Regions from separate parts of the Homo sapiens genome. Here all the other regions are linked to region 3. The links are chromatin contacts, found by Hi-C or POLR2A ChIA-PET in ENCODE. All regions are on one chromosome and are shown on one strand. The core of a region is the stretch at or near the end of the contact, and the rest is flanking DNA. Distances in the headings are between cores, read along the strand shown. Region 1 overlaps TMEM8B (transmembrane protein 8B). Region 2 holds the start of RGP1 (RGP1 partner of RAB6A GEF complex). Region 3 overlaps GLIPR2 (GLI pathogenesis related 2).

Region 1 (3,307 bases), core at 244-2,743, 300 kb after region 3:
ATCTTTTAAGAATTTGGTGAGAACTACTAAACTGGGGCCATGCCTTTTTCTACATACTCCAGGACTTAAGAGAAACTGAAGTTGGGTTAAAAGCATATCAATGCATGCTCACTGCCCTGGTGCAAAGGGAGCAATATCATCTGTTACATGTGAGGGATCTGGAGTCAGGCTCACCCAGATTCTAAGGTAGATACTCACCTTCTACCTCAGGCAAAATATTTAACTTTCCCTTATCTACAAAAAAAGGATGACAAGAATAAAAGCATGTATCAACTATAACAGTACTATTGTGAGGATTAAATTAGCAGTGTCTGAAACAGCACATATTCAGTGTATGTCATTTTGTTGTAATCATTATCTGAATTGTTTGCCTATATACAAAAATCAAATGCTAAGTTTGTGGCCTGTTTTTGTTTTTTCAAAACATATTTTACATCTGTAAACTCCTGAATTATAAACCTACTGTCTGCTCCTATGTTCCAGATAAGAATGGATTACTACTCCCAAGTGTAGACTGTCCTGGATTATTTGAAGACAAGGAAGAGGACTGTTATCTCCTGTCCTAGTACTGACAACTGCAATTTGACCAATGGGTCCTTAAATGGACACTGCTGCAGAATGAAATAAGTCTACGAATGGCAAGGAGGGACCACAGAGAACCTGCAGGGAAAACAGAAAACATAGTTTTATGTTCTGGCCCATGTGGAAAAGAACAGGAGTGAGAGCAGGACTTTAGGCAACAACTCAAAGCCAGTAGCTTTTCCTTATTGCCTTATTTAAGAAAATGTGAGATTTTGGCCCGGCGCAGTGGCTCACACCAGTAATCCCAGCACTTTGGGAGGCCAAGGTGGGTGGTTCACGAGGTCAGGAGATCGAGACCAACTTGGCCAACATGGTGAAATCCTGTCTCTACTAAAAATACAAAAATTAGCTAGGTGTGGTGGCATGCGCCTGTAGTCCCAGCTACTCAGGAGGCTGAGGCAGGAGAATCGCTTGAACCTGGGAGGCGGAGGTTGCAGTGAGCTAAGATCGCGCCACTGCACTCCAGCCTGGGCAACACAGCAAGACTCTGTCTCAAAAAAAAAAAAAAAAAGAAAAAAAACAAAGAAAGAAACCGGGAGCTTTTTATGTGGTGCCAGGCACTTGAGGCTCTCCTAGTACTCCTGCTACAGGGAAGGTCTTTTCAGGCTGACAGCCACTGTATCCAGATAAGGAAGAGTCATCTAGCACTGAACACTCTGGAGCCAATCAGGATACTTGTGTCAAGTCCAGAGAGTGAATATGCTCTCCCTACATGCTTCAGGCTCCTGACACACTTAGGTATTCTTACTAATTATGAATCACATTCGATCTGCATGTAGCCGAGAGTGGGCTGGTAGAACAGCTGTTGCTGGAGGATTTGGTGAGCCACAGTAGAAAGGGCATCTGGCAATACGAAAGAGAAACAGTGTCTAACATAAAAATAGAATGAGGCACTGTGGGGGCAGGCCTAAAAAGGGGCCAATCAAGCAAAACTGGGGTATATGCTTCTCACCCAGCTTAAAGGGCCAAGATCTCTCTCTGCAGCATGGTTGCAGACTCTTCTTCCTCATCTCTGGATGAATCTCCAGGAGGACCCAGGCCCCTCAGTTTCAGCACATTTGCCCCTGCTTTCTCCCAGATGAGAACTATGATTTTTCTAATTTAGACATATGTCTGACCTAGTAATGCAGGATGCCAGGAAGGCCTGTCTTGCTTTCTGTGATATCCTTGCTGACAAGGCCTGAGCAGTCTGAAACCATCTAAGAGTTTTTGCAGTGCTCACATGCATGTCACATGGTGCCAAGAGCCTAGAGATGAGTTGAAAAGATTCCCAGATGTGACACTTCAGGGGTAAAAAGTCTACTTGGGGGTTAAGTAACATTAGCAGGCTCACTTCTCTACCTTTCCTTATAGTTTCTGGACGCTTGCTTATAATGAACTTTTCTGATTATGGAGGAGTGAGGAAAACACAGGAAAGAGATTGTGGCAATTCTGCAATGGGAATGGAGGGGTTTTAAACTATATTAATCTTCATCAAAATGCACTCCTTTGAGCTGGGATGTGATATGACACTGCCACTTCCGACAATGCCTCAGGACATAGTTGAGTCTGTAAAGCTTCTCAGGACTCTGAGAGTCAGATTGTCCTATAATCCCCCAATAGAGAGATCCCCTCTATCTTTCCAAAGTTCTCATGAGAAATCAAGGTGGCATGGTGACTGAATGGGAACGCCATTTCAGACCACAGGAACGAACGTGCTAACGATGTGCAGGTCCCCAGTGCGACGGAGAAGGGGAGCTCAGAGTAGCTAGCTAGCTCTCATATCATGGAAGAATGTGGTGAAGATGAAGACACTGTGTGCAGAGGTGTGGGGGAAAGCATAGATTTCCTGCCCCCATACAGAGAACATGGTGACTGTGCAGACACAAATCCATACTTTAGGCCAGTTTCTTGGCCCATGATTTGAGTAAAGGTCCCCTCAGCCCTCAGGGTGGACAGAGTGTGGAACAGCTGGAGGCCCAAACTTACTTTATTAAGTTGCAAACAGTTTTGTTCATTTACTCCAATGTGTCTTACAAAAATGACCATTATCTATGCATGACAGTTTGGGAAGCACTGCTGTCTCTGTCTGTAGAAGACACAGTGAAGGCACAGACATTCCCAAACCCTCGGAGAACGTGGTGGAAATACAGACTGTGACCCACCACCATGCACAAGCACCCAGTGATAAGATGCAGACACCACCGCATACCGTGGAGAAGAACATGGTGAAGGTGTAGACTGCAGCTTCCAGCACATATCGACTCCGAATGGCCAGGACCACAGGTGGCAGAAACATGAGGTTGCTCAGGCAGAGCAGGAGTGTGGACAGCAGCTGGAATCCATAGGTGAGCGCATCTGCACTGTCGGTGCAGCCCCAGCCTCTCCACCCTGCGGGTGGGGAAGGCACAGAATGGAAGAGAACAGACGGCAGCTATGGGCCTACGCCACAGCTTGTGGAGGGTGGTCTCACCCCGGCTCTGCCAAACCCGTCCCCAATTCAGGCTGCGCACTCCCCTACTCCCGCCGCCTGCCCACAGGCCCAGCAGGTCCACCTCCAGTCCACCGCAGCCCGCTCCCTCGCCAGCCTGCTCACCGGCCTTGCACTCGCAGGCTGCGTACAGATAATTGTGTGTGCGCAGCAGCTTGCACTGGCCGTAGGGCCCGCAGTCGTCCACGCATGGGGACAGGAAGGTGCGCATCCGCACCTCGGCCGTCGCGTTGCGGCACCGCACGAACCTGCGCA
Region 2 (3,665 bases), core at 499-2,998, 400 kb after region 3:
GGCATCGCCCTTCCCCAGCCCTTCCCTCCAGGAGCCCTTGCTTACCAGTCAGCACAAGAACCCTCAGAGGGACTCTGAGTAAAGTGATAGGGGAGTTGACACGCTGGCAGCCAATGGTCAGTTTGTAGACGTACTTGACTGACTGACCCCGAAAGGAGGGTGGTCCCTCTATGGGCAGCACTTCACTGTAGGAGTCTGGTTGGGAAGTAGTTGTCAGGACAGCCAGAGGCACCAGAGGAGTCCTCCCTCCAGGAGACTTAGAAGGCAATTCAGGGATGGGGACAATCACTCACATGATTTGGACTCTCCAGGATCAAGCCTCAGGTCACAGAATAGAATTTTCGGTGGAGTAGAAAGGATACACTGGCCCCTCTCACCTGAAAAAGGTAAAAATGACTAATTTAATGACCCATTGTCCAGTACTGAACAAGACTAGCACGGCAAGTGGAGATAGTGAAAGGCTGCCAGGCCCTCCGTCCCTGCTGTGAAATGGGAATAGTCTTCTACCCCTAAAGCAATAGTCATGCTCCCCAACATCCCCAGCATGACAGGGACTATAAGAACAAGAACAATTAACAACTTCACCCATGGGTGACAATGCCTCCACACACACCCTCCGCACCCCCCCTCTCCCAGGCAAATGCCCCTCTCTAACCTCGGTGTGGCAGAAAGACAGTCTGGCTGTCGGGCTGGACATCTGGCTGACTAGAGTCAGGAGGAGGCAGTGCTACTCGACTCTCACTGGCATGGAACTGGCAGTGGATTTGGGCACTGGCCCAGGCCAGGGCCTCACTGTGGGAAAAGGAAAAGGAGGCATCAGAGGTAGTTCCTGACCTCACAAATGCTTTCCCAAGCTCCCTATCACACCATCTTAACCAACAAGGTTAGATGGCTGTCCTAGTGATCAGGAAATCCACAATCCCAAAGAGAAACCATTAAATAAAGAGTAGCAGACTGTGCGTAAAAAGGGGAACGGGGGAGGGGAAGGAAAGCGTACAGCTATGTCATCCACATCTTCTGTTAAAGAGCCCTCTCCTACAATGACAGCACAGTGAGCAAGAGGAGGTGGTGTCGCTACAGGACAACCTGAGCTCTGCCTCAGCCCCAGAGATAATCTGGCTTCTTCCCAGAAGGGCCACCACCTTCAGTGCCAGCATCCCCACCTGGATGCAGAAGTGGCCGTGGGCGGAAGGGGGTTGGTGACGGTCACTACACACTCCAGCGCCTCCCCAGCCAAAAATACAGGACCCCGGCTGAGCTCTGCTACCACTTCAATCATGGCAGCTCCGGAATCAGATCTAGAAGGAAACAAGGCGGGGCGGAGGTCAGCACCTTGACAGGGAGGGGCGTTGCGGTGAGCACCTAGGGCTGAGGGCTGAGGACAGGGGTGGTCAGCACCGTGGTGCCCGAGGGAGCTCCTGGATATAGGAGGGGTAGGCGGGTGGGAGGGAGGCGACTGAAGACTCAGTACTGCCCAGGGGGAGGACATCGCTCTGGGCCCTAGACCCCAGCCCCTGTGCGACGGGTTCTTCTCCCTGGGCACCCCCGCGGAGTTCCCAAACTGGCCTCCGCTCCCCCTTTCCTCAAAGTTCCACGTCCCAGCCCAAGATCACCGCCGCTAGTCACCTCGCATAGTCGACACTAGGGATCGGCACCCCTAGGCCTCATCTGCCCGCCCCTCAGGGACCTGGCTAGGTACGCGGCGGCGGCGGCGGCGGCGGCGTCCGCTGGGCGGTAGAGGCGGGACTTCCCTTCGGTCCCCCACCCTCCGCGGAGTCCCTTCCGGCCGGAAGCGCCCGGCAGGCCAGACCGGAAAGGGCTCGGGTCATCCCGGCGCCCAGGGTCACCTTCCCACGGGCTGGCACCTGGGCGCGGGCGCTGCCCCGGAGCCGGCCGGCGGGACCTGGCGCCCAATCCTGGGGGACCCGGTGCCGTGGCCCAGGGGCCGGGCCGAGGTCCCGGGGGCGGTGCCTTGCGGGCCCGTCCCGGGGCGGTGCCTGGTGGGCTGGCCCCGCGGCTCCTCCCCTCTCTGCGGGCCCAGTCGCCCTTTGGCCGGGCGAGCTAATCGTCGGCTCAATGACGACGAGGCCCGACCCTTCCCGTCCAGGACCTACAGAGACAACCGAAGGAGAGCCCAAGGCGGCTTCTTTGCTGTCGCCGCCCCCACTGAAGCAAGAGCTCCCCGGCTCCACTGAAACACCAGCTCATTTAAGCTTTCCCCAACGCCCGGCCCTCCGGGACGATACCTAACAACGACCGGCGCCCGCATCTGGAATAGGCTGGCGAGATACTTAGTATCCGAGGGCTCGGGACTTGGCGCCATCGAGGTCATGGGGACCCAGGATCCAGGGAACATGGGAACCGGCGTCCCAGCCTCGGAGCAGATAAGCTGTGCCAAAGAGGATCCACAAGTTTATTGCCCTGAAGAGACTGGCGGCACCAAGGATGTGCAGGTTACAGACTGTAAGAGTCCCGAAGACAGCCGACCCCCAAAAGAGACGGACTGCTGCAATCCGGAGGACTCTGGGCAGCTGATGGTTTCCTATGAGGGTAAAGCTATGGGCTACCAGGTGCCTCCCTTTGGCTGGCGCATCTGTCTGGCTCATGAGTTTACAGAGAAGAGGAAACCCTTTCAAGCTAACAACGTCTCCCTAAGCAACATGATAAAGCATATAGGCATGGGCTTGAGGTGAGTAGACCCCATTGCCTAGAATGCCTTTGGCTTCACTTTGTTCCAGCTCAAAACTTCTAGCAGAGGTGGGAAAGGGCAAGAAAGCAGTTGGGCTTCTTGTCTGAGTGAAGCGGTCCCTATCCCTGGCATATTTTAGGCCTGTGGTTTTGGACCGTGAGACCAGGTCACATCTCTTTGCAACACCCTTCCCTCCCAGTGTTTTGTCTTTTCAGAAGGAAAGGGTAGGAACATTTGGTCATGCAATCAGCCTTTCCCATTCAGGCTCTTCTCACATACTGGTTTCCAATGACTTCCCTTTGGGATTAGCTATACTTTGTGGCAAGGTAGGAAAGGATAATCTGGCTGCTGTGATACTAACACAATGTTGTTTTATTTGGGGGTGGGGGGGTCTCAACCCCTTATTTCCCACAAGCAGCTGGGGCATTCTCTGTACCTCATTAGACACACTGTTAGAGTCCCAACACTACTGCTTCTTTCTTCAAGCTTTAGCTCCAGGGAGTAGGTAAGAAGAGCCTCCCTGCCCTCACCTCTGAAGTGATGAGAAGGTGCTGTCATTCTGTTCTGGGATAGAGAGCTCTTGATATTAAGTCATTTATCAGAGAGGCACTGCCATAGATGTAGAACCCATCTAGATCCCCACTGAGTTCAAAGACTAGTGATGAGGAGCCAGACCCATTAACAGGAACAGGTGGATGTGAGGACAGAAAGCATCACCCTGAGGTCATCCTGACTCAGTCTACACAATACACACAGAACTGTGGAGGGAGGCATAAAGCTTGGGAAACCCTGCCCTTACAGTTTCTAGAGTAGGAGACCCTTCATTTCCCCAGTCAGTGCTGTGGGGCTGTGATGGGGAGATCAGTTATCTAACCCTAGCCCTGGGGAGTGGGAAGGGCCTGATGCTGCCTGCACATCTGGCTTTGTTGGTGCCTGTGGGTAGCCTGTAGCAGAGAAGAATCATCCCTCCAGGCTG
Region 3 (3,844 bases), core at 729-3,228:
TGGGTGGGGCTGGGGGTGGGGATGGATTACAGGGTATTTCTTCCTATTTTGTTTTTGTTTTTGTTTTTTTTGGAGACAGTCTCACTCCTCTGTCACCCAGGCTGGAGTGCAGTGGCGAGATCTTGGCTCACCACAACCTCCGCCTCCAGGGTTCAAGCAGTTCTTGTGTCTTAGCATCCCGAGCAGCTGAGATTACAGGCACGCATCACCACACCCGGCTAATTTTTGTATTTTTAGTAGAGACGGGGTTTCACCATGTTGGCCAGGCTGATCTTGAACTCCTGACCTCAAGTGATCTGCCTGCCTCGGCTTCACAAAGTACAGGGATTACAGGTGTGAGCCACCGCACCTGGCCAAAGGGTATTTCAAAGGCTCTTTCACCTACAACAAGGACTCAGGTCAGGGAATCCATGAACAGAGATGCAGCAAGGAGGAGTTGCAGACAGGGTCTGGGGGAGGCTGAGGCAGGATGGGCATGAAGATCTTTAAGGGTCCTGCAAGCCCCCATTATGACACCACCCAAAATCTCACTCCTGTCTTAGGATCAGGCTCTGGCTGCCCCCAGGCACTGCCTGTTGGTATCTGGAATAGCACAAGGGCTGGCCGCTCTGGGATTTTCCTCTTTAGGGGTGGGGACAGTAGGGCAATGAGTGAAACGAGTAGTCAGTGATCATGGAAAGTTGGGCTCTGACTCTTGTGAGATTCCTGTTTTGGAGTGGGAGTGCTGGAAAAAGCATCAGATCAGGGACGGAAGGCATGAGAAAGGCTGCTTCCCTTTTCTAGGCCTCAGTTTCTTCCTCTTCAAAATGGGTAGAATAAAGCCCTACTTTCTTTTTTTTTTTTTTTTTTTTGAGACAGAGTCTCGCCCTTGTTGCCCAGGCTGGAGTGGGCGATCTCCGCTCACGGCAACCTCTGCCTCCCAGATTCAAGTGATTCTCCTGCTTCAGCCTCCTGAGTAGCTGGGATTACAGACACCTGTCACCACACCTGGCTTTTTTTTTTTTTTTTTTTTTTTTTTTTTGCACTTTCAGTAGAGACAGGATTTCACCATGTTGGCCAGGCCTGTCTTGCTCTTGACCTCAAGTGATTCGCCTGCCTTGGCCTCCCAAAGTTTTGGGATGACAGGCATGAGCTACTGCGCCTGGCCAAACCCTACTTTCAAATGGTATCCTGATGCTTACGTGGCAGTGGAGGCACCTTTTTTTTTTTTTTTTTTTTTTTTTGAGACAGAGTTTTGCTCTTATTGCCCAGGCTGGAGTGCAAAGGCATGATCTCGGCTCACTGCAACCTCCACCTCCCGGGTTCAAGTGATTCTCCTGCCTCAGCCTCCCGAGTAGCTGGGATTACAGGCATGCACCATCATGCCCAGCTAATTTTTGTATTTTTAGTAGAGACGGGGTTTCACCATGTTGGCCGGGCTAATCTTGAACTCCTGACCTCAGGTGATCCACCCACCTCGGCCTCCCAAAGTGCTAGGATTACAGGTGTGAGCCACCGCACCCAGCCCATGGAGGCACTTTCTAATTACCACGTGGTGCGCACACACACACGCAGAGTGCTAGTTAATAACTTGCTCGGACACATGTCCGATTGCTGAAGAATCTTGCTCATGGGAAAAGCAAATCCAGAAGCTATGAAATAAGAAGTCTTCTGGACACCATCTCTATTAAAAGAAGACAAGGTCCTGCCTACACATCCTTAATCAATAGCAGGAGCTTGTTACTGCTCCCTCCCCACACCCTTAGGTATCCTTGCCCCAGAATCACCTATTCACACTCAAAGCCCTGCCAGCCCAGCCTGGAGTCCTGCAGGGGTTAATGGAGAGGAGGAATGCCTCAGCAGATGCTTCTGCCTCTGCCCCAGAGTCCCAGGAACAATGCAATGCAACATGGTTGCAGAAACCCCCACCCAGAAGGGCGGGCAGCAAACCACAGGAAACGGTGACTGGCGCTGAGAACGTGTCACTTCCTGCTTCTGGAGCACCCCTCTAGAGGGTGGAAGGCCGCAAGGCTCTACTTGTGGGTGGAACAGGTGGGGTAGGAGGAACGAGGTGGGCAGAGAGTCCCTTTTTCTGTTTTCCTGGCACCTTCTGGTCAGAGAAACTCCCACCCACTTCTAACACCATCCTGGGCCCCAGACGCCTGAGTCGGTTTTGAGGAAAGACAAGGAGCCTGGTGAGCCCAGCAAAAGGCAGGGGGAGCCCAGGGCACAGGGCGGCTGCCCAGAGGGACCCCGGGGCACAGGGTGGCCACCCGGAGCTTTCGTCAAGGGAAGCCTTTGAGAAGGGAACATGGACCCACAGAAGGTTCCTCCCTGCACTTGAGTCACCGGCTCTCAGGATATCCCTTAGAAGCCACCTTCTCCCTCTCCCCTGGGAAGAGGGGACAGGAATTGACTCAAGTCCACACAGCAAAGGGTGCCAGAGCTAAGACTAGATCCAGGTTCTCTGCACCCCAAGCTCCTGAACTGCAAACTAGTGCAGAAAGGGGAAGGGAGAAAGCCAGGGAGGCCGCAAGGGTGGGGAAGGGTGTGGGGTGTGGAAGGAGGAGTGCCAGCAGCTTGAGCCTTCTCCTGATGGCCCCAGGGAGCCATGGCAGTTGGATCAGGAGAGCACCAGGGGCAGGGACAATTTTAGAAGTATTGAGGCTGCTGGAGAGCAGGATGGATTGCAGAAAACAAGACTAGACACAGGGTGACCAGTTCAGGAATGAAGCTCCATGCAGCTTTGGAAATCCAGTCTCCTATGACACACTCCATGAATGGGAAGAGCTCTGAGCTGGTGGGGCAGGATTCACCAGCTGGTGGCCCTCAGAGGGAGCAGAGCATGTAGCATGGGGAAGCTGGGGATGTAATGCGGAAAGGAGAGCTTTGGTCTGTGGTCAAGGTCAAGCCAGAGAAATATGGAAGAGATTAAACAGGAAGGAAAGGATTGATTTTTTTAGAGGGCTGGTTCCTCCCTGAAGTCAGACACCCAACCTGCATTGCTGCCCAGGGCCAGGCCACTGGTGAGACCCTGCCACTCACCAGTCCCCGAGGTGAAGCCAGGCTGCTGGAAGTTATAGTTCTTGATTTCACTGTACCATCTATCAGCCACCTCCTTTCCTGTGTGGAAATGACATTGTTCTAAAACTCAGCCACAAAATCCACCCACTCCCTATTCCCTGCATTTTCTCCCATCAGCCCCAAGCCACCAATGCGGCAATTAGACATCTGAGAAAGCCCCAGTCAGCTGACACATCCTGGACGCTGCTTTGCAGACTCAGGGACTCCTGCCCATGAGCATGGCCAGGCTGAAGAGTGGGCCTTCTGGGGGGCTGGGAAGAGCACTGGCCTGGGGTCAGGGAATCTGCACCTATCCCCCACAACCCATACACACTGACTTGCTGTGTAATCCTGGGCAAAGCCTTCCCTCTCTGGGCCTCTGTACAATGAAAAGGTTGAATGCAATGTACTGCAAGGGCCTTCTGATGATGCTCCGAGTTTCTAGGAGACTATACTGTCATCTCACCCCATTTGCAGCTCTTGAAACATCCATATTTGGAAAGACAATCAGGCTGGTAAGCCACGGATCTCCACTGTGGGCAGGAGGGACCTCACCTGGGGCATCCACTGTCCCCACACGTGTTGATATGGGCAGGCGTTTCCCTGGGAGCTGCTGCTCTCCGGGCCAGAGCCAGGAGCGGGGACCTCAGAGCAGTCAGTCTCAAATGTGTGCAAGAATCTTGTTAATGGGCAGATTCTGATTCAGTAGGTCTACAGAGGGACCTAGGATTCTGCATTTCTGCTTCCAGATGCTACTGCTGATCCATGTTCCACACATCAGCCTCACCTGGAGAGCATTTAA

The links. A loop is a pair of places that touch in the nucleus more often than their neighbours do. ChIA-PET counts read pairs that join two places held with the same protein, here RNA polymerase II (POLR2A). Pooled maps may share reads with other maps.
Region 1: a loop to region 3 is called in a map with no recorded cell type, with 4 times the contacts of the local background. The contact joins two enhancer-like sites. A Hi-C loop is called at or near these places in 3 of 37 single-sample maps with no recorded cell type and 3 of 50 pooled maps.
Region 2: a pooled map shows a loop between it and region 3 (2.5-fold over the local background). The contact joins the promoter of RGP1 here to the enhancer-like site in region 3. A Hi-C loop is called at or near these places in 1 of 37 single-sample maps with no recorded cell type and 7 of 50 pooled maps. POLR2A ChIA-PET finds 5 or more read pairs at or near these places in 3 of 52 experiments (OCI-LY7, PC-3 and activated naive CD4-positive, alpha-beta T cell).

The regions. Positions count from the first base shown.
Region 1 is chr9:35,846,462-35,849,768 of GRCh38, reverse strand. TMEM8B (transmembrane protein 8B) reads right to left here. Exons shown (of 13, transcript NM_001042590.4): 9 at 3,158-3,300; 10 at 2,774-2,952. Among named protein-coding and RNA genes, the nearest start is that of TMEM8B, 19 kb to the right of the region's middle. RefSeq lists enhancers at 1,175-1,294, 1,325-1,394, 1,585-1,724, 2,518-3,307. Within about 2 kb of position 1,493, at least 7 of the 41 ENCODE cell types and tissues checked have a DNase peak (open chromatin) inside an H3K27ac peak, as active enhancers do.
Region 2 is chr9:35,747,370-35,751,034 of GRCh38, reverse strand. It overlaps RGP1 (RGP1 partner of RAB6A GEF complex), which reads right to left and starts at 1,748. Exons shown (of 9, transcript NM_001080496.3): 1 at 1,627-1,748; 2 at 1,164-1,298; 3 at 656-792; 4 at 294-377; 5 at 46-195. The coding sequence starts at 1,279. GBA2 (glucosylceramidase beta 2) reads left to right here and starts at 1,807. Exons shown (of 17, transcript NM_020944.3): 1 at 1,807-2,689. The coding sequence starts at 2,331. RefSeq lists silencers at 1,459-1,508, 1,539-1,588, 1,709-2,108.
Region 3 is chr9:36,150,130-36,153,973 of GRCh38, reverse strand. It overlaps GLIPR2 (GLI pathogenesis related 2), which reads right to left. Exons shown (of 5, transcript NM_022343.4): 4 at 3,025-3,102. Among named protein-coding and RNA genes, the nearest start is that of GLIPR2, 15 kb to the right of the region's middle. Within about 2 kb of position 1,978, at least 22 of the 41 ENCODE cell types and tissues checked have a DNase peak (open chromatin) inside an H3K27ac peak, as active enhancers do; they include OCI-LY7, where a contact is called at or near this core.